Linked DNA regions of Homo sapiens: region 2 is linked to region 1. A link is an interaction called in ENCODE POLR2A ChIA-PET data of the cell type or tissue named here. Cell type or tissue: GM12878. All regions are shown on one strand. Links, peaks and the distances in the headings refer to the core of each region. The heading gives the core; the rest is flanking DNA.

Evidence for each region. Peaks named below come from ENCODE experiments on the same cell type or tissue, not always from the same donor. Only the 100,000 strongest peaks of a DNase experiment are listed, where the experiment ranks them.
Region 2: POLR2A ChIA-PET joins it to region 1 with 5 read pairs; 7 of 35 experiments call an interaction of 5 or more read pairs at or near these places.

Annotation. Positions count from the first base shown.
Region 1 is chr11:118,274,309-118,285,869 of GRCh38, reverse strand. No RefSeq gene overlaps it. Among named protein-coding and RNA genes, the nearest start is that of MPZL2, 16 kb to the right of the region's middle. RefSeq lists an enhancer at 8,142-8,436. In GM12878, for the core only: no CTCF peak of the experiment used is centred there; a DNase peak (open chromatin) is centred at 4,386.
Region 2 is chr11:118,326,072-118,337,632 of GRCh38, reverse strand. No RefSeq gene overlaps it. Among named protein-coding and RNA genes, the nearest start is that of CD3D, 11 kb to the left of the region's middle. In GM12878, for the core only: no CTCF peak of the experiment used is centred there; no DNase peak of the experiment used is centred there.

The DNA.
Region 1 (11,561 bases), core at 3,071-5,570:
TAAAAAATAATCTTTTTTAGGGGGGCAGTAAGTCTCAACAGTGGGCTTAAAATATTCAGTAAACCGGCTGGGTGCGGTGGTTCATGCCTGTAATCCCAGCACTTTGGGAGGCCGAGGCGGGCGGATCACAAGGTCAGGAGATCTAGACCATCCTGGCTAACATGGTGAAACCCCATCTCTACTAAAAATACAAAAAATTAGCCAGGTGTGGTGGCAGGTGCCTGTAGTCCCAGCTACTCGGGAGGCTGAGGCAGGAGAATGGTGTGAACCCGGGAGGCGGAGCTTGCAGTGAGCCAAGATCACACCACTGCACTCCAGCTTGGGCGACAGAGCAAGACTCTGTCTCAAAAAAAGAAAAAGACAAAACAAAACAAAACAAAAAAACAAAAAACCATGCTGGAAACAGATGTGCTGTCATCCAGGCTTTGTTGTTCCATTTATAGAGCTCAGGCAGAGTAGATTTAACATCATTCTTAAGGGCCCTAGGATTTTTAGAATGGTAAATGATAAATTGGCTTCATAAAGTCACCAGCTGCATTAGCCACTAACAAGAGACTCAGCCTGTCTTTGAAGCTTTGAAGCCAGGCATTGACTTCTCCTCTAGAGCTATGAAAGTCTTAGATGACATCTTCTTCCAGCGTAAGGCTGTTTTGTCTACATTTAATTTTTTTTTAACTTAAAAAGATTTGATGGCTGGGCATGGTGGCTCATGCCTGTAATCCCAGCACTTTGGGAGGCCGAGGCATACGGGTCACCCGAGGTCAGGAGTTCGAGACCAGCCTGACCAACATGGTGAAACTCTGTCTCTACTAAAAATACAAAAAAAAAAAAAAAATTAGCTGGGCATGGTGGTGCATGCCTGTAATCTCAGCTACTTGGGAGGCTGAGGCAGGAGAATTGCTTGAACCTGGGAGGTGGAGGTTGCAGTGAGCCAAGATTGTGCCACTGCACTCCAGTCTGGATGACAGAATGAGACTCTGTCTCAAAAAAAAAAAAATTGAGAAAGGATCTTGCTTTCTTGCCCATACTGGAGTGCGGTGGCACAATCATAGCTGGCTGCATCCTCAAACTCCTGTACTCAAGTGATCCTCCCATCCCAGCCTTCTGAGTAGCTGGGACTAGAGATGTGCACCACCATGCCCAGTTTTCTTTCTTGTTTTTTTTTGTTTTTGTTTTTGTTTTAAGATGGGATCTCACTCTGTTGCCCAGGCTGGAGTACAGTGGCACAATCATAGCTCACTGCAGCCTCCTGGGACTCCTGGGTTCAAGCCATTCTCCTGCCTCAGCCTCTCGAGTAGCTGGGACTACAGGTGTATGCCACCATGCCCAGCTAATTTTTTATTTTTTTGTAGAGATGGGGTGTCACTGTGTTTCCCAGGCTGTTCTCGAACTCCTGGCCTTAAGTGATCCTCCCGCTTCAGCCTCCCAAAGTGCTGGGATTACAAGTGTGAACCCCTGCACCTGACTACATTGAAAATCTGTTGTTTAGTGTAGCCACCTTCATCAATTACCTTACTTAGATCTACTGAATAACTTGCTGCAGCTTCTACATCAGCACTTGTTGGTCTACCTTGTACTTTTATGTTATAGAGATGGCTTCTTTCCTTAAACCTCATGAACCAACCTCTGCTAGCTGCAAACTTTTCTTCTGCAGCTTCCTCACCTCTCTCAGGCTTCATAGAATTGAACAGAGTCAGGGCCCTGCCCTGGATTAGGCTTTGACTTAAGGAAAGGTTGTGGTTGGTTTGATCTTCTATCCAGACCACTCAAACTTTCTCCATATCAGCAACAAAGCTGTTTTGCTTTCTTATCATTCATGTATTCGAGTAGCACTTTCAATTTCTTTTAAAAACTTTTCCTTTGCATTCACAACTTGGCTAGCTGTTTGGTGCGAGAGGCCGAGCTTTCTGCCTATCTCTGCTTTCCATATGCCTTCCTCACTAAGCTTACTCATGTCTAGTTTTTGATTTAAAGTGAGAGACATGCGACTGCCTTTCACTTGAACACTTAGAGGCCATTGTAGGGTTCACCTGGCCTGATTTCAATATTGCTGTGTCTCAGGGAATAGGGAGGCCTGAGAATAGAGAGAGAGATGGGGGACTGGCTGGTCTGTGGAGCAGTCAGAACACGCACAACATTTTCTGATTAAGTTTGCCATCATGTATGGGCATGGTTTGTTGTGCCCCAAAACATCTACTACTGTAACACCGAAGATCACGATCAAAGGTCACCACGACATATAGAATAATAATAAACAAGCTTGAAATGTTGTGAGAATTACTAAAACATGACACAGAGACACAAAGTGAGCACATGCTGTTGGAAAATGATTTGCTCTACATGGGGTTGTCACAAACCTTCAATTTGTAAAAAACACAATACCTGCAAAGTGCAATAAAGTGAAGTGCAATAAAATGAGGTCTGCCTATACAGCATAAAGCAGTAGATGAGTCACAAAAATAATTTAACACCCTCGTAGCAGTGTATCCTTAATGCCCAGATTGTAGGTTCAAACACCATTTCCCACTAAAAGAAATCAGGGATCCTTGAAGAATTGCGGATGATTTTAAGTCTATGGCAAGAAGTGTTCAAGATGAGCCTGGAACATCTCGTCATATGGGTCAAAAGGACTGTCACATGAGGAATTACCTTGGTGCAATGATAACCTTCTAACATATTACATAACAAGCTATCCCAGAGGTCACAGAACAGAATGGCTCACAGACAAAATTACGATCCTGAATCACTTGGTTTATCAACTCAATTAAAATGTTTAGTAAGAAGCAATGGAAAAGAGATGAGGAAGGTTAACACCCTTAGCACAGGGTGGAAGAAGTACCCTATGTGAGTTCTGTGTTATGTAACGCTCATATGCCGAATCTTTCTATTGCATCAGCCTTCCCCACCGATGGTTACAAGGACCTGAGTTGTGGATGAGCAAGAGGACTCAGCAAATTGACTGGGCCTGGAGCCCAAACACTCTTGCTCTATTGTAGGAAGGCAAGGGCAAGAATCCTTGGCTACAGCTGTAGCTTGCCGATTACCCTGTTGGGCAGCTATGGGTTTTATCTGCATATCTCAGGCAGAGGATGCAGATTGCCAGAATGGGTGTCACAACGGGATGGCTGGTTTAAATTTTTGTGAATATTCAGTGCCTCATAAATATTTGGTGTTTCCTGTGTCTTGTGTCTACTTGGTCTGTCCATCCCTTCTTATATCAGCATAAATCTGCTCTACTTACCAAGGTCTAACACGTCTTACAAGCTACTTGCTTCTACACTTAATTTCATCTAGTCTCCATATTTGTTTCCTTCTCTTACTTTCTATAGCAGACTTTAACATTCATAAAGAATGCAGCAAACACACCTTGCAAGGATGCACTTGAAGCTGGAAGAGCCTCTTCCAACTTGAAGAGGCTCCCGATGGCCAAAGATGAGAAAATTTGAGAATCAATAAGAATAATAATGATGTTGTTTGAAACACATCAAATATATTTAATGCTATGTTTAGCTTTCAATTTAAAGTGAGAGGTGTGTTAACTACCTTTCACTTGAACACTTAGAGGCCATTGTAGGGTTTAATTGGCCTAATTTCAATATCATGTGTCTCAGGGAATTGGGAGGCCTGTGAAGAGAGACTGGGGAATGGCTGGTCATTATGTCACAATGTCATTATGTGTAATAACACTAAAAACAAAAAACTCTCATTGCTAATCATTGGAAGATGCTAGTGAACCAATGCATTGTGCTCAAAATCGATCTTTTCTTTTCTTTTTTTTTTTCTTTTGAGACGGAGTCTAGCTCTGTCGCCCAGGCTGGAGTGCAGTGGCTCGGTCTCGACTCACTGTAAGCTCCGCCTCCTGGGTTCACGCCATTCTCCTGCCTCAGCCTCCTGAGTAGCTGGGACTACAGGCGCCCGCCACCACGCCCGGCTAATTTTTTGTATTTTTAGTAGCAACGGGGTTTCACCATGTTAGCCACGATGGTCTAGATCTCCTGATCTCGTGATCTGCCCTCTTCGGCCTCCCAAAGTGCTGGGATTACAGGCGTGAGCCACCATGCCCGGCCTCAAAATCGATCTTTTCTATATGAACCATCCCAGTGAGTAGTCACTTTGTAGATGAGGGAGTTTCTGTTTCTAGAAATAGTCTAGCTAATAAATAAAGTAGGGATGATATGATTAGAAGATCATCACTTTGCACACCAAATGAATGAATGGATCTGGGCACTGAGCATCAAAGGCTACTGACATCAAACACACAAAGGAGACAACCACATACTATATTCCTCCTGGAGGAAGACCACAACACTGCCTGTGAGGTAGTCTTGCTTTAAAAAAGTCAGATTTCAATCTGATTGAGCCTCAGTTCAGTCCACATCAATAGCTTTCAAGGAGTGGTCAGCATCAAGCACACAGGAAGTTGCTGGAAATGCAAACTTTTGGGACTTTCCCAGACCAGAATCAGAAACTCTGAGGGTGGGGCCCAGCAACCTGTTGCGACAAATCATTCAGGTGATTCTGATGCTCACTAAAAATGGAAAACTACTGCTTTAAATACAATACCAGTCTATAGGAAATACAGAGGAACATATTAAACAACACCTTCGTGATGCAGGCAAAAAAAAAAAAAAATACTGTGGAAAACCATGAGACAAATGACTCAATTTCTTTAAATGTAAATTGCAAGGAAACAAAAAATAATAAGGAATAATAATAAAAGATAATAAGGAACCCATAGATTAAGAGAGATCTAGGAAACATAAAGACCAATTGCAAATTTTAGACCTTATTTGGACCTTCATTCAAATAAACAAATTGTAAAAACATGTTATAACATTTATGAGATAACTGGAAATTGTAACACTGGTTATTTGACATTTAGGAAATGCTAATTCTCTTAGAATATGATAATGGAGACTGGATATGGTAGCTCAGGCCAGTAATCCCAGCGCTTTGGAAGGGCGAGGCAGGAGGATTGCTTGAGGCCAAGAGTTCAAGACCAGCCTGGGTAACATAGACAGACTGTTTCTACTATAAGATAAAAAAAAAATTAGCCAGGGATGGTGGTGCACTCCTGTGGTCCCAGCTACTTGGGAGGCTGAGGCAAGATAATTGATTGTGCCATGCACTCCAGCCTGCGTGACAGAGCAAGACTCCATCTCTAAAAATATAAAATAAAATATGATAATGGTGTTGAAGTATTTAAATAATTAAATGGGGGGGGCATTAGACTGAGGAGGCTCTAACTAAGTTCCTACTAAGCAAGCTAAAACCTAACTCAGTCTCATTTCCTGTAAGCAGTTAATTTAAAAGAAACTTAGCCAATCACAGAAGGCCATCTGGGCATTAGTTATATTGTCTTTAACTTCCTATTGGATAGTCTAAATAAGGAAATTCTGGAAGTTTAACCAATCAAATAATTTCTTTGCTCTGCTTCTGCATTTACCCTATTAGAGCCTTCCCCTCTTGCTCCGTCCTCGAAGCCCAAACCATTTCCAGTTTGGAGCAGCCTGATCAATGAATTGCTGTTTGCTCAAATAAACTCTTCAAAGTTTTAAAGTGTGCCAAAGTTTATCTTTTAACAGAAGTTATATTTATGGGCAAAATGATATGGTATCTTCAATTTGCTTCAAAATAATATTGGGTGGGTAGATAAAGACATAAATGACCATGGGTTGCTGATAATAAGGGCTGGGTGATAGGACATGGGGTTTGTTATATTATTTTATCTACATTTGTATATGTTTGAAATGTTCCATAGTAAAAAGCAAAAAAAAAAAAAAAAAAATTATTGACTTTGTGTGAGCCCATGAGAAAAGCTTTGGATTTAGAGACAGAACTCCCAGATTCAGCCCTAATTTTTCCATTTATTTTCTAGCCAGAGTGAGCTGAGTAACTGGGTAAACTGTTTCATCTCTGTCATCCTCATTTTCCTTATCTAAAGTAGATGAGGAAAATTGGGTAGAATAGAATAGTGAGAATTAAATGATACAATGTATTCAAATGCTTTGCAAAGAGCTTTGCAGATGGAAGGTTCTAGTATCTGGGTTGTGAATTCCATGAAGCTAAATATGGCATCTTCATATATTTTTTTTCAGCACAGTGTTAGACATATAACAGGTGCTCTATAATTATTCAGCCTTAGTTTTTAAATTCAATTTAAACATTATTTGGTAGATGAATGAATGGGTATATTCCAAATCCTAGGTTTCAGCCCAACATAGTACCATTCTTGATCATTAACTTAGTAATTAAAACTTATAAAGAGTGAATAAAAGTAGGAGACACATTCTGACAATTAGTATTTAATTAGTGTTTATTATTTAATCGACATTATCAATTAGTTTTAATTTAATCATGTTCAAATAGAATATATTATGATACAGATTACATTTGCTCCTTTCCTTTCATGGTTGCACCTAGGCTGAAAACAGAGGAAGGTGGGAAGCCCTTGTTCAGTGTAGATATCCCAGTCTTAGAGATGATCTTCACTTAGATGCAAAGATAAGCCAAGTTAAAGCTGGGACTGAGTTTTAGGTTGTCACTTCACTTCCTTAGTAAACTTCTTTAGGTTCCAACAGTGGGAGCTCCATACTGCTTAGCATCACTGAGGTGTGGGGCACACAGATGCTTCAGTAAGAATGCATTCACTCATCCAGCAAATGCGTATTGAGCATCTACTATGTGCCTAACAGTTAGGTGTTGGGGATACAGAGACATGAACCCTGCCCTGGAGGGATTCAGTCTACAGTAGAGGCAGACGTGTAAACAAGTAATGACCATACAGTGCAGCAAAGGCTATAAAAAAGGTGTCCCAAGGTGCTAAGGGAACTATTAACTCCAGGTCCAGGGGACAGGGAAGGCTTCATGGAATGTGAACTTAATTTTGAAAGGCAAATAAGAGTTGATCAGCTGGATAAAGTAGACAGAACATATGCACAAATATATATGTGGAGGTAAGAACAAGTATGTGATTAGTTTGGCATAGTGATGAATAAGGCTTAAGGAGCCTGGAAAGTGGGGAAAGAGGGGCTGGTTAGTTGACAGAGGCAGATCATGAAAGGCCTTAATCTGTGAATTAAGAAGAGCCAGTTAAGGTATACATCCAGCTTAATAAGATAAGAGACCTTAAAGTAAATGGAAAATTATACCTTTATTATAGTTATGCACAAAACAGTTTTTAAAGAGGTTTTTTTTTTTTTGAGACAGAGTCTTGCTCTGTTGCCCAGGCTGGAGTGCAGTGGCGTGATCTCGTCTCACTGCAACCTCCATCTCCTGGGTTCAAGCAATTCTCCTGTCTCAGCCTCCTGAGTAGCTGGGACTACAGGCACACACCACCATGCCCAGCTAATTTTAGTATTTTTAGTAGAGACGGGGTTTCACCATGTTGGCCAGGATGGCCTCGATCTCTTGATCTAATGATCCGCCCACCTCAGCCTCTCAAAGTGCTGGGATTACAGGTATGAGCCACCGATCCTGGCCTAAAGAGCTTTTAAAGAGAATCCTGTCTTTTAAAGGATCCTCAGGGACCATTTATGCATTTCACAAGTCATCATACTTATGATTTTATAATCAGTGCCTGGTTTGGTCATTCACTTTCTTACTTTCTTTGGATTTGATCTACATGACTTTTAAATGTGTCCAAAAATCAAGCCCATTCTCAAAAGCATGAGGATTTGCCATCAGTAAAAATCTCAAGGCTGGATGCAGTGGCTCATGTCTGTAATTCCAACACTTTGGGAGGCTGTGGTGAGTGGATCACTTGAGGTCAAGAGTTTGAGACTAGCCTGGCCAACATGGTGAAACCCTGTCTCTACTAAAAATACAAATAAAATACAAACTTAGCCGGGCATGGTGGCACGTGCCTGTAGTCCCAGCTACTAGGGAGGCTGAGGTGGGAGAATTGCTTGAGCCCAGGAGGCAGAGGTTGCAGTGAGCCGAGATTGCATCACTGCACTACAGCCTGCGCAACAGAGCGAGACCCTGGTTTTTTTTTTTTAAATCGAAAAATGTTATGATTCAAACTCCTAAGGCAATTCTAAAAATGTTCTAGAAATATCTGGAATAACGTCAGCATCATTAGAATAAAAGCTTGTCCCCAAGGTGACAACTTTAAATGACAATTTTTCTTTGGCTTTAAAAGCTTCTTTTCCTCTTGGTTATTGCTAATGTAGCTCAGCAGATATTGACACTCAAGACAGCATATAACATTGGAACAAACTGCAAGAAAAGAGCGATGTTGCTGGGACTTTTCCCTGAGTTTTCCCCTTTCCAAAGCTAAGGGTGGACCCCCTCACTGAGCTAGGCAGGAAAGGCTTTCCTCTTTAGCTCTGACTCACCTGAGAAGACTCACATCCTGTTTGCCTGGACAAGCAGCTGGCTGCCCTTTCTACTCAGAAAGGCTTCTCAACTCTGACAAGTCCAACCTGCTTGTTCTCTTGAAGCTTCAGGCCTCAATGGGAAATGGAGGGGAAGGTAGAAAGGCTGAAATACCTTAGCTAACTCAGCACCTTTGCTGCTTTTCAGCATTTGGCAGATCTATGATGATGCCTCCTGCCATACAATTTGCAACCCCTGCACTGTTCTATAACCTGTCCAGTGAGTCCTCTGATCACAGCCTTGGATGTTGAGGCAATGTCAAATTACTTGTAATAACTTTAAATACTTACTCTCAGGTTTTGTATTTATCTCCTTAAGGACCAGTGACAGTTTCCAGGTAGTCTGCAGGCCACACTTTGAGATGCATTGTCCCAATTTTTTTCAGTGAACAGAAAGTTCTGGAAAGATGACTAGGTAAGGTATAAAAAACCTGGTCCCATGTTAGCATATTGAAAGCCCTGAGGAGTACTGTAGCTAAAACCAAACCAAAACAAAATTCTTTTCATTAGTTTAATCTAGCATTTTCCCTTGTGTACAGAATCTTTTCTGTTGTTCAGTACCTACTAATATCTTGAGGAGTGGTGTCTGTCCAGATGCCAATCTAGATGTTAGTGTAATAGGTCTCCACGGCTTCTTGCAATTTTGAGTTTTAAGCAGGCAAACTCTTCCCATTGCTTGAGTTATTGATTCTATACTTCTCCCTGCTTACATTATCTCAAACAAAATGTGTCTGCTGCCCCCTTTTCTCCCCTGAGATGGCTGAGATGGCTTGTGAAAAGAGCAAAGAACAAGAGGTGGAGTTACAGTAAGTCAAGGACCCTGGACAGAAAGTTGCTGAGGCTGAGGCCAGGGAAAACAAGAATTACTGGTGGGGATTACAAGTCAGTTCTTGCCATGAGCTTCTAAGCTTCCACTGCTGTTATTCAAGTAGGCTACTTGCAAGATCAGCTTTCCTCCAAAAAAGCTTATGTCTGTTTTCAAACGTAAGCTCACTGTCTCAGTGGTATTGATGGATCAAAATGTTTAATGGTGTTGGAAAAGGTGGAGCCTTTTTCCACTCTGCCTGGGACAGTGTACCTCTTGTGGAGAATCCACCTAACCTTCAGATTTTCCTCTACCCCTCTTCCTGTTCTGATTCAGTGAGTGCTCCATGCAACCACTTTTGCATACCTATGCTTAAATCCTTATATGTGTACAAAACCCATTGATAATGAAAAAGGTAAAACCTCTTTAGCATTACTGACAAATCTCTGTTGCCTTTCTCTTTCACACTTATTTAAAATTCCCATCACTTCTTAGAATTTCCCTGACATCATCAGACTTCAATGAAAAACCCTTGGACCAAACTGGAGACAAAAGACTCTCACCTTTGACAGCTCCTTTCCTGCTGCTCTGCCTCTTCTGTCTTAAGCTTGTTTTGTGGAGGAAGGATCATGGAGTTTGGAATTAAAGCCCAGTTGTACTACTTCCCAGCTATGTAAGCTTGGGTAAGTTACTAAATGTCCTAGTGTCATTTCCCTCATCTGCAAAATGAGGAGATTAATAAAGTACTTTCTAAGGTTGTTGTGAGATGTAAAGATATTAAAAGAAAATTATTGCCTGGGTGCGGTGGCTCGCGCCTGTAATCCCAGCACTGGGGGAGGCCAAGGTGGGAGGATTGCTTGAGCCCAGGAGTTCAAGACTAGCCTAGGCAGCGTAGCAAGACCCCGTTTCTACAAAGAATCCAAGTGTGGACGTGGTGGCACGTGCCTATGGTCCCAGCTACTTGGGTTGCTGAGGCAGGAGGATCGCTTGAGCCCAGGAGGTGGAGGCTGCGGTGAGCTGTGATCGAGCCACTGCACTCCAGCCTGGGTGACAGAGTGAGACTCTGTCTCAAAAATAAAAAAAGAAAGAAAATTATTTAACAAATGGTAGTTATTGCGATTCCCACAAGCTGGCCTCTGACTTGAAGCTCTTGTGTGAGCCATGCTATTTCACCCTAACCCAGCCCCCCTGTTCTTTTGTCATCGGGTCTTGGCTAAAGGATGCCATGTATGGTTAGCCTTTTCAGAGACAGCTTCCCTCATGCTTCCAGGCAGAGCTTGTTCTTCCTGTGCTATCATTTGAACTTGGCATTTCCTTTATTATTGACGTCACCCTGTATTGTGACTAATTTTCTTTTTCTTTAACCTGAGAGCTCCTTGAGGGCTAAGATCTTATCATTTTCACCCTTGAATTCCTGAGGATGGTGCCTGACACTTGGTAGTTGCTCAAAACTATTTTTTTAAAGTAATAGGAGGCAAACGGAACAAAATGAGATTTTGCACAGTCCTAACCTCATTGTAGGCAAAAATTCCAAGTATTTTCCCTTCGACTTTTTCTTTCAGGAGAGATGCTGAGAAAAGGATGCCTACTGTTTATTTCATTTGCTTTTGCTTCAAAAGTCTTCCAGAATGGTGGAGGTGCAGTTCTGGGGAGGGAAGGAAGGCACTACTGGTCAAAGAGTGGTTGGTACATACAACTGAGAGTTGACTGTTGACGTGTTTGGTAGATTCTAATGAGGAAGGGAGACTGATGTTGAAGGAGGAGTTGAAGTTGTCTCTGGAGTTGACCTGTGAGTTAGGCAGGTCTTGTTGTGAGTCTGACTATATCACTAGCCTGGTGACCTTGGTTATACTACTTGATCTCTTTAAGTCTCAGCCTTAGGCCAATTTCCTCTCTTATTCCTGTCAAAAAACCGTTGGGTCACCTCTGTCTTCAAGACTTCTGCCTCTCCATCTCCTCTACTCTAGGACAGTGACTTTCCTTCTCTACTACACAAGGAAAGTAGAGACCACTAGATGATAACTCCCTTACAGGGGAGAAAAAACTATAAAATCACACACACACACACACACACACACACACACACACACACACGCCCAGATCAAAAACTCCTTCAACTTTCTGTCCCAACCCTTTTACCTTCAAAGTTAACTGTACCTGTGCCCCATCTGGGGGCTCCCCTTTATGTAGATGGACTATATAAATTTTCTTCCAAACTGTAACACCACAGCGTAAAAGGCGTACAGTTAATCATTACAGTGGAATAAGAGGTATGAGCCAGGGCTGATTTAAGCAGCCAGAACATTCTTTACCTCTTCTTAACAATGCAAGAGGTACACTTCCTCCTGTCTTTGGCCTCAGTCCTAAAAGCATTTTAA
Region 2 (11,561 bases), core at 1,295-3,794, 54 kb before region 1:
AAGATCAGGAGATTGAGATCATCCTGGCCAACATGGTGAAACCCCGTTTCTACTAAAAATACAAAAATTAGCTGGGCATGGTGGTGCACGCCTGTAATCCCAGCTACTCGGGAGGCTGAGGCAGGAGAATTGCTTGAACCCGGGAGGCGGAGGTTGCAGTGAGTCAAGATTGCGCCACCGCACTCCAGCCTGGTGACAGAGCGAGACTTGGTCTCAAAATAAAATAAAATAAAATAAAATAAAATAAAATAAAAGTGCTAGAGACGCACTCTAGGCAGGGTGTTTCCAGTTGATTCTGAAACAGCCCAAATTCAGAGTCTCTTGTTTAGAGGGAGAATAGAGGCCACTTTCTCTCTTATGTCTTTTATGCCTGTTCCTGGATCCCAGAGCAGGGGATTCCTTCTTTTGTTCTCTGATTACACAAATAATTTAAAGAGCCTCTGGAAAGTTTAATGACTGAGAATTTCATAGACCTGGGTTCCCAAAGGAGAAAAGAATTAGTAACCACATAGCCAGAAAATTGGATGATTCTGCCCACCATCTTCTCAAGATACATTCAGACCCTAATTTCATGAGAGACAGAACAAATGTCTAATTCACATGTTTCATTCATAGTTCTGAGTTATCCCTATCCTTTTTATCCCTACTCCTGCAGTCGTCCTAACCCAAGATCCTGCTTTCCCACTGGATTCTCTACCTTGGGCATCCCTTCCATGGCTTGTATCTAACCAAAACTTTGGATCCTTCTCGCGTTCCACACATTCATAATACCTTGTATTCCTCGGATTCATTTACATCCCTCATTCCCCAGTTCTCAACATTGGCTGCACATTGGAATCTTCTGGGACCTTTAAAAACACTGGTGCCTGGCCAGGTGCAGTGGCTTATGCCTGTAATCCCAGTACTTTAGGAGGCTGAGGTGGGTGGATCACTTGAGCTCAGGAGTTCGAGACCAGCCTGGGCAATATTGGAGAAACTCCATCTTTACAAAAATACACAAAAAAATTAGCTGGTGTGGTGATGCGCACCTGTAGTCCCAGATACTTGGGAGTTTGAGGTGGGAGGATCACCTGAGCCTGGGGAGGTCAAGGCTACAGTGGGCCATGATTTCACCACTGCACTCCAGCCTGGGCGACAGAGTGAGACCCTGTCTCAAAAAACAAAACAAACATGTACCCTAAAACTTAAAGTATAATAATAATAAAATTAAAAAAAAGTTAACAATACTTAAATGCTGATATGAAGTCAATAAATCTTATGTCACATGATAAAAAAACAAACAAAAAAACAACAAAACAAAACAAAAACAAAAAACACTCATGCTAGCTAGGTGTGCTGGTGTGCACCTGTAGTCCTAGCTACTCGGGAGGCTGAGGCCAGAGGATTGTTTGAGCCCAGGAGTTCAAGGATGGAGTAGTGATCTCCACACCTGGCAAATTTTTAAAAATTTTTTGGTAGAAACAGAGTCTTGCTTTGTTACCCAGACTGGTCTTGAGTTCCTGGGTTTGATAGATTTCACCAGTGTTGCTACCTAAGTCTGAAGTGATCCTTCCTCCTCAGCCTCCTAAAATGCTGGGATTACAGTCATGAACCATCACCCCTGGCCAGGTGAAACTTTTTTTTTTTTTGATGGAGTCTCACTCTGTTGCCCAGGCTGAAGTGCAGTGGCCTGATCTGGGATCACTGCAAACTCTGCCTCCCAGGTTCAAGTGATTCTCCTGCCTCAGCATCCTGAGTAGCTGGGATTACAGGTGCCCACCACCATACCTGGCTAATTTTTGTATTTTTAGTAGAGACAGGGTTCCACCACATTGGCCATGCTGGTCTTAAACCCCTGACTTCAGGTGATCTGCCAGCCTTGGCCTCCCAAACTGCTGGGATTACAGGCGTGAGCCACCATGCCTGGCCCAAAACTTTTAAAGGAAGTTGTTTTAGCTACTCTAAGTCCTTTGCACTTCCATTTGAATTGGCTCCTCAGTTACTACAAAAATGCCTGCTGGGATTTTGATCAAGATTGTATTGCATTTATAGATCAATTTGGGGAGAATTAACATCTTAACACTATTGAGTCTTTTCATACATGAACATATATTTTACCAGATTTATTCCGAAATATTTTATATTTTTGATGCTATTGTATGTGCTTTGTTTTTTTTTTTTGGTTTTTTAGAGGCAAGGTCTTGCTGTGTCACTCAGGCTGAAGTACAGTGGCATGATTATAGCTCACTGCAGCCTCGAACTTCTGGGCTTAAGTGATCCTCCCACCTCAGCTTCTCAAGTAGCTCTGGCACTACAGACATGTGCCACTATGCCTGAATATTTTTATTTTTGTGTAGACACGGGATCTCACTATGTTGCCTAGGCTGGTCTTGGACTCCTGTACTGAAGCGATCCTCCCACCTTGACCTCCCAAAGTGCTGGGACTATAGGTGTGAGCCACTGTACCAGGCTATATATGGTATTAAAATTTTTTAAATTTCCAATTGTTTATTACTAGTATATAAAAATACAATTAATTTTTGAATATTAATCAAAACAAAAAGCAAAACTGCTACACTCACTTATTAATTCTAGTAACTTTTTGTAAGACCGTTGAGTATTCTACATAGACAATCATGTTGTCTGTGAACAAAAACAGTTTGTTTTCTTTCCTATCTGGGTGCTTTTTGTTTCTGTTTCTTGGCTTATTGCACTGGCTAGAACCTCCAGTACAATGTTGAATAGAAGTGGAGAGAGGACATCCTTGTCTTGTTCATGATCTTAGGAGGAAAGCATTGTCTTTCATCTTTAAGTACATTAGCTGTGGGTTTTTCTTAGATGTCCTTTAACAGATTGAGCTAGTTCTTTTCTTTCTAGTTTGCTGAGAATTTTTATCAAAAATAGATGTTGGGTCTCGTCAAGTGCTTACCCTGCATCCATTGAGATGATAATATGGTTTTACTTTTTTAGTCTGTTAATATGGTACATTACATTGATGGCACGATATGTTAAACCAACCTTTCATTCCTGAAAAAAACTCTAGTCATTTGGTATTATTCTTTTGATATGTTATTAGATTAAATTTATTAAAATTTTGTTAAGAATTTTTGCCTCTAAGTCATGAGAGGATTTGTCTATAGTTTTCTTTTCTTGTAATGTCTTTGTTTTTGGTATCAGTATATTAGGGTTCTCCAGAGAGAGAGAACCAATGTGATATATATATGTGTGTGTGTGTGTGTGTGTGTGTGTGTGTGTATGTGTGTGTGTGTGTTTGTGTGCGTGTATCCCACTTTGCTATTGTGAATAGTAATCTTTATTATTTCTTTGTCTACTTTAATTTTATATATATATATATATATATACACACACACACACACATATATATATATATATATCTCCCATTGGTTCAGTTTGTCTGTTTCTCTGAATCCATGGGTTCTGCATTTGTGGATTTAACCAACTGAAGATCAAAAATATTTGGAAAAAAAAAAGGATGACTGCACTTGTACTGAACAGATACAGAATTTTTCTTGTCATTATCCCCTAAACAATATAGTACAATAACTATTTATATGGCATTTATGTTGTATTAGGTATTACAAGTAATCTAGAGATGGTTTAAAGTATATAGGAGGATGTGTGCAGGTTACATGCAAATATTACATCATTTTATATAAGGGACTTGAGCATCCATGGCTTTTGGTAGCCATGGGGAGGTCTTGGAACTAATCCCCCACCGAGGGATGGGACAACTGTGTATGTACCCTATTGGTTCTGTTTCTCTAGAGAAGTTGGCTCATGTAGCTGACATGTCTAAAATCTGCAGGGTATTTTGGCAGGTTGGAGACCAAGGGAGTTGCTGTTGCAACTGTCCATAGACAATCTAGAGACAGATTTTCCTCTTCCTCACAGGACCTCAGTCTGTTTTCTCTTAAAGCTTTCAAGTGATTGGATGAGGTCCACTCACGTTATGGAGAATAATCTACCTTACTTAAAGTCTACTAATTTAAATGTTAATCTCATCTATAAAAATACTTTCACAACAACATACTGATGTATTAGGCCAAATATCTGGGCCTAGCTAAGTTGGCACATAAAATTAACCAGGGTAATCAACACAGGGTAAATCTGGTCTCCACAGAACAAGTTGGAAGAATTCCTTCTTCAATTTTCTTGAAGTGTTTGTGTAGAATTGGTATTATTTCTTCTTTAAATGTCTGGTAGATTTCACCAGTGATGCTACCTAGGTCTGAATTTTTTTTTAAACTACAAATTCAATTTATTTAATAGATAAAGGGCTATTTGGGCTATCTATTTCATCATCAGTGGGCTTTTTCAAGGACTGTGTCCATTTTACCCGAGTTGTGAAATTTATTGGCACGATTGTTCATAACTGTTATGGGCTGAATGTTTGTGTTCCCCCGAAATTCCTGTGTTGAATTCCTAACCTTGAATGTGATGGTATTAGAAGGTGGGGACTTTGGGAGAAGGTGGGGTGTGGTGGCTCACGCCTGTAACCCCAGCACTTTGGGAGGCCGAGGTGGGCAGATCACTTGAGGTCAGGAATTTGAGACTATCCTGGGCAACAGGGTGAAACCCCATCTCTACTAAAAATACAAAAATTAGCTGAGTGTGGTGGTGTGCACTTGTAATCCCAGCTATTCAGGATGCTGAGACAGGAGAATCTCTTGAACTCAGGAGGCAGGGATTGTAGTGAGCCGAGATCGTACCACTGCACTCCAGCCTGGGTGACAGAGAGAGTCTCAAAAAAAAAAAAAAAAAAAGACTTGCGCCCAGGAGTTAGAAGCTGCAGTGAGCTATGATCAAGTCACTGCACTTCAACACAGGCAACAGAGCAAGACCTTGTCTTAAAAACAAACAAACACCCCTCCCCCTCTCCCTCTCCCTCTCCCTCTCCCCACGGTCTCCCTCTCTTTCCACGGTCTCCCTCTCATGCGGAGCCGAAGCTGGACTGTACTGCTGCCATCTCGGCTCACTGCAACCTCCCTGCCTGATTCTCCTGCCTCAGCCTGCGGAGTGCCTGCAATTGCAGGCGTGCGCCGCCACGCCTGACTGGTTTTCGTATTTTTTTGGTGGAGACGGGGTTTCGCTGTGTTGGCCAGGCCAGTCTCCAGCCCCTAACCACAAGTGATCCGCCAGCCTCGGCCTCCTGAGGTGCCGGGATTGCAGACGGAGTCTCGTTCACTCAGTGCTCAATGGTGCCCAGGCTGGAGTGCAGTGGCGTGATCTCGGCTCGCTACAACCTCCACCTCCCAGCCGTCTGCCTTGGCCTCCCAAAGTGCCGAGATTGCAGCCTCTGCCCGGCCGCCACCCCGTCTGGGAAGTGAGGAGTGTCTCTGCCTGGCCGCCCATCGTCTGGGATGTGAGGAGCCCCTCTGCCTGGCTGCCCAGTCTGGAAAGTGAGGAGCATCTCTGCCCGGCCGCCATCCCATCTAGGAAGTGAGGAGCGCCTCTTCCCAGCCGCCATCACATCTAGGAAGTGAGGAGCGTCTCTGCCCGGCCGCCCATCGTCTGAGATGTGGGGAGCACCTCTGCCCGGCCACGACCCCGTCTGGGAGGTGAGGAGCGTCTCTGCCCGGCCGCCCCATCTGAGAAGTGAGGAGACCCTCTGCCTGGCAACCACCCCGTCTGAGAAGTGAGGAGCCCCTCCGCCTGGCAGCTGCCCCGTCTGAGAAGTGAGGAGCCTCTCCGCCCGGCAGCCACCCCAGCTGGGAAGTGAGGAGCGTCTCCGCCCAGCAGCCACCCCGTCCGGGAGGGAGGTGGGGGGGGTCAGCCCCCCACCCGGCCAGCCGCCCCATCCGGGAGGGAGGTGGGGGGTCAGCCCCCCGCCCGGCCAGCCGCCCCGTCCGGGAGGGAGGTGGGAGGGTCAGCCCCCCGCCCGGCCAGCCGCGCCGTCCGGGAGGGAGGTGGGGGGGTCAGCCCCCGCCCGGCCAGCCGCCCCGTCCGGGAGGTGAGGGGCGCCTCTGCCCGGCCGCCCCTACTGGGAAGTGAGGAGCCCCTCTGCCCGGCCAGCCGCCCTGTCCGGGAGGGAGGTGGGGGGGTCAGCCCCCGCCCGGCCAGCCGCCCCGTCCGGGAGGGAGGTGGGGGGGTCAGCCCTCCGCCCGGCCAGCCGCCCCGTCCGGGAGGTGAGGGGCGCCTCTGCCCGGCCGCCCTTACTGGGAAGTGAGGAGCCCCTCTGCCCGGCCAGCCGCCCTGTCCGGGAGGGAGGTGGGGGGGTCAGCCCCCCGCCTGGCCAGCTGCCCCATCCGGGAGGGAGGTGGGGGGGTCAGCCCCCCGCCCGGCCAGCCGCCCCATCTGGGAGGGAGGTGGGGGGGTCAGCCCCCCTCCTGGCCAGCCGCCCCGTCTGGGAGGTGAGGGAAGCCTCTGCCCGGCCGCCCCTACTGGGAAGTGAGGAGCCCCTCTGCCCGGCCAGCCGCCCTGTCCGGGAGGGAGGTGGGGGGGTCAGCCCCCCGCCCGGCCAGCCGCCCCGTCCGGGAGGGAGGTGGGGGGGTCAGCCCTCCGCCCGGCCAGCCGCCCCGTCCGGGAGGTGAGGGGCGCCTCTGCCCGGCCGCCCCTACTGGGAAGTGAGGAGCCCCTCTGCCCGGCCAGCCGCCCCGTCCGGGAGGGAGGTGGGGGGGTCAGCCCCCCGCCCGGCCAGCCGCCCTGTCCGGGAGGGAGGTGGGGGGGTCAGCCCCCCACCCGGCCAGCCGCCCCGTCGGGGAGGGAGGTGGGGGGTCAGCCCCCCGCCCGGCCAGCCGCCCCGTCCGGGAGGTGAGGGGCGCCTCTGCCCGGCCGCCCCTACTGGGAAGTGAGGAGCCCCTCTGCCCGGCCACCACCCCGTCTGGGAGGTGTACCCAACAGCTCATTGAGAACGGGCCAGGATGACAATGGCGGCTTTGTGGAATAGAAGGGCGGGAAAGGTGGGGAAAAGATTGAGAAATCGGATGGTTGCCGTGTCTGTGTAGAAAGAAGTAGACATGGGAGACTTTTCATTTTGTTCTGCACTAAGAAAAATTCTTCTGCCTTGGGATCCTGTTGATCTGTGACCTTACCCCCAACCCTGTGCTCTCTGAAACATGTGCTGTGTCCACTCAGGGTTAAATGGATTAAGGGCGGTGCAAGATGTGCTTTGTTAAACAGATGCTTGAAGGCAGCATGCTCGTTAAGAGTCATCACCAATCCCTAATCTCAAGTAATCAGGGACACAAACACTGCGGAAGGCCGCAGGGTCCTCTGCCTAGGAAAACCAGAGACCTTTGTTCACTTGTTTATCTGCTGACCTTCCCTCCACTATTGTCCCATGACCCTGCCAAATCCCCCTCTGTGAGAAACACCCAAGAATTATCAATAAAAAAATAAATTAAAAAAATAAATAAATAAATAAAATAAAAAAATAAAAAATAAAACAAACAAACAAACAAAAAAACTGAAAAAAAAAAAAAAAAGAAGGTGGAGGCTTTGGGAGGTGATTAGGTCATGAGGGTGGAGCCCTCATGAATGGCATTAGTGCCCTCACAAAAGAGGACCCAGAGAGCCCCCTTGCCCCTTCTACCATGTGAGGATATGGTAAGAAGATATGAACCAGGAAGTGGGTCTTTACCAGATACTAAATCTGGGAAATCTTGGATTTCCCAGCCTCCAGAACTGAGAAATAAATGTTGTTCAAGCCACCCATTCTGTATTTTTGTTATAGCAAGGTGAATGGACTAAGACAATAACATTCCTTTCTTATTGTTTTTTTTTTTTTGAGACTGAGTCTCACTATGTTGCCTGGGCTGGAGTGCAATGGCGTGATCTTAGCTCACCGCAACCTCCGCCTCCCGGGTTCAAGTTATTCCCCTGCCTCAGCCTCCTCAGTAGCTGGGATCACAGGCATGAGCCACCAGGTAGGGCTAATTTTTGTATTTTAGTAGATGGGGTTTTGCCTTGTTGGCCAGGCTGGTCTCAAACTCCTGACCTCAGGAGATCTGCCTGCCTCAGCCTCCTAAAGTGCTGGGATTACAGGCGTGAGCCACAGTGCCTGACTTCTTATTCTTTTAATACCTGTAGGACCTGTGATGTTATTTCTCATTCCTAATATTGATAATTTATATCTTCTCTATTTTTTTCCTGATCAATCTGGCTAGAAATTTATCAGTTTTATTGGTCTCTGGACCATTGTTTGGTCACATTGATTTTTGTTTTTACTTACAGATTATTTATTTCTGAAATGTTTCATTGCTTTTTCTGTTGTTTTTCTGTTTCCTATTTTATTGATGTCAGCTCTGATCTTTATTTTATTTTTCATGGTTATTCTCATATTGTTTATTTTTGTTTAAACTTTGTTTATAATTGTTTAAATTATTTTTCATTTATATGTGGTTTAGTTTTATTTAAAAAAATATTTTAACTTTTATTTTAGGTTCAGGGGATCATGTCCAGGTTTGTTATATAGGTAAACTTGTGACATGGGGATTTGGTGTACAGATTATTTCATCACCCAGGTACTAAGCATAGTATCCAATAGTTTTTTTTCTGAACCTCTCCCTCCTCCCACCCTCCACCCTGAAGTAGGCCCCTATTGTTTCCCTCTTTCTGTCCATGTGTTCTCATTATTTAGCTCCCACTTATAAGTGAGAACATGAAGTATTTGGTTTTCTTTATTAGTTTGCTAAGGATGATGGCCTCCAGTTCCATCCATATTGTTGCAAAGTACATGATCTCATTCTTTTTTATGGCTGCATGGTATTCCCTGGTGTGTATGTACCTCATTTTCTTTATCCAGTCTACTGTTGATGGCCATTTAGGTTGATTTCACATCTTTGCTATTGTGAATAGTAATCTTCACTATTTCTTTCTTTCTTTCTTTTTTTGGGGTCTACTTTGAGTTAATTTGCTCTTCTTTTTCTAGTTTCTCAAGGTGGAAGCTGTGCTCATTGTTTAAGACCTTTATTCTTTTCTAATCTACATTTAATTCTGTCTATACGTTTCCTTCTAAATACTGCTTTAGCAGGAACCCCAAGATTTTGATGTTTTGTTCTCATTATCATTCAGTTTAAATACTTTCTAATTTTTCCATTGATTTGTTTTTTGTTCATAGGCTACTTAGAAGTGTGTTATTTGCTTTCCAAATATTTCAAGAGTTCCCAGTGTATTTGTTTTCTATTACTGCTGTAACGAATTACCGTAGGTTTAGTGGCTGAAAACTACACAAATTTATTATCTTATCGTTCTATAGGTCAGAAGTAGAGTATGGATCTCACTGAGCTAAAACTCAGGTGTCAGCAGCTTGCATTCCTTTTTGGAGGCTTTAGGGGAGACTCCGTTTCCTGCCGAGTTGAGTTGTTGGCAGAATTCTGTTCATCGTGGTTGTATGGCTGAAGTCCCTGTTTTCTCAATGGCTGTAAAATGAGAGCCATTTTTAGTTTCTAGAGGTCACCCACATTCGTTGGCCTCATGACCTCCTTCCTCCATCTACAAAGCCAGAAATGGTGAGTTGACGCCCTCTTACACTTTGTATCTTTTCTTTTTCTCCTTTTGTTTCTTCTCTGCAACTCATGCTTGTGCCTTCCTCTTCCTTTTTAAAGACTCATATGATTAGATTGGGCACACCCAGATAATCCAGGGTAATCTTCCCATCACGGAGTCTCTAACTTTAGTTACATCTGTAAAGTCCCTTCAGTCATGTGAGGTGACCTCTTGTTAGGTCTAGGAATTAGGATGTGGACATACTTGAAGGAAGCATTATTCTGGCTAACATCCCTAGTTTATCTTTCTGTTATTTATTTCTTATTTAATTCCATTATGTGACTAATCTTTTAAAATATATTGAGATTTGTTTTATGACCCCAAATATGGTCAATTTTGATAAATGTTCTGTGTGCACTTCAAAAGGCTGTGTATTCTGTTGGTGGTGGGTGTGGGGTTTTATAAATGTTAATCAAGTGAATTTGGTTTACGTATCTTACTGATTTTTGGTCTATGGTGGTACCTTGGTATTCACAGGAGATTGGTTCTAGAATCCTCAGATACCAAAATCCATGGATGCTCAGGTCTCTTATACAAAATGCCATAGTATTTGCATATAATCTATGCACATTGTCTAATATACTTTAAATCGTCTCTACATTATTTATAACACCTAATACAATGTAAATGCCATGTAAATAATTATTATACTGTATTGTTTAGGAAAAAATGATAAAAAAGTCCATACACATTCAGTGCAGATGCAACCATCCACTTTTGTTCTAAGTATTTTTGATTGATGGTTGATTAAATCCGTGGATGTGAAACCCTCAGATAGGGAGGGCTGATTGTACTTGTTTTACTACCTTTTGAAAAAGGGATGTTGAAATCTCTAACTACAGTTGTGAATTTGTATATTATTCCTTGAAGTTTCATTAGTTTTTGCTTCAATTTTTTTTTTTTTTTTTTGAGAGGGAGTCTCGCTCTTGTTGCCCAGACTGGAGTGCAATGGCGTTATCTCAGCTCATTGCAACCTCTGATTCTAGGGTTGAAGCGATTCTCCTGCCTCAGCCTCCAGAGTAGCTGGGATTACAGGCACCTGCCATCATGCTCTGCTAATTTTTGTATTTTTAGTAGGGATGGGGTTTCACCATGTTGGCCAGGCTAGTCTCAAACTCCTGACCTCAGGTGATCTGCCCACCTCAGCCTCCCAAAATGCTGGGATTGCTTCAATTTTTAAATTGTGTAATTGGGGTTTTTTTATTTTAAAAATTTATTATTTATTTACTTTTAATAAGCTAATATAAATTGTATACATTTATGGTGTGCAGTATGATGTTTTGAAATATGTATATCTTGTGGAGTGGCTAGATCAAGCTAATTAATATATGCATTACCTCAAATGCTTATCATTGATTTGTGGTGAGTTGCTTCAATTTTTTTTTTTTTTGGAGACAGAATCTCGCTCTATCGCTCAGGCTGGAGTACAGTAGCGTGATCTCGGCTTACTGCAGTCTCCACCTCCTGGGCTCAAGTGATTCTCCTGCCTCAGACTCCTGAGTAGCTGGGATTACAGATGTCCACCACTCCATCTGGCTAATTTTTGTATTTTTTATAGAGACAGGGTTTCACCATGTTGGTCAGGCTGGTCTTGAACTCCTGGCCTCAAGTGATCTGCCTACCTTGGCCTCCCAAAGTGTTGGGATTACAGGTGTGAGCCACCATGCCTGCCAATTTTGCATCCCTGTTACTAGGTGCATAAACATTTAGGATTGCTATATTCTCTTGACTCCTTTGTCATTGTGACATGACGTGATATCTCTCTGTATTCCAGGTAACATTCTTTGGTCTTTGAAGTATGTCTTTGGCTGATGTTAATATACGGTTTTCTTTTCATTAGTGTTAGCATGATATATTCTTTTCTATTCTTTAATTTTTTTCTTTGCGTTTCATTTTCTCTTTGTGTTTTTATTGTTATGTCTTCAAGCCCACTAATCTAATCTTTTCTTCTGTAATATCAAATCTGCTGGTTAGATATGGGCAATGCATTTTTTTTCTTTTCTTTTTTTTTTTTTGAGATGGAGTCTCCCTCTCTGGCCCAAGCTAGAGTGCAGTGGAGCAATCTTGGCTCACTG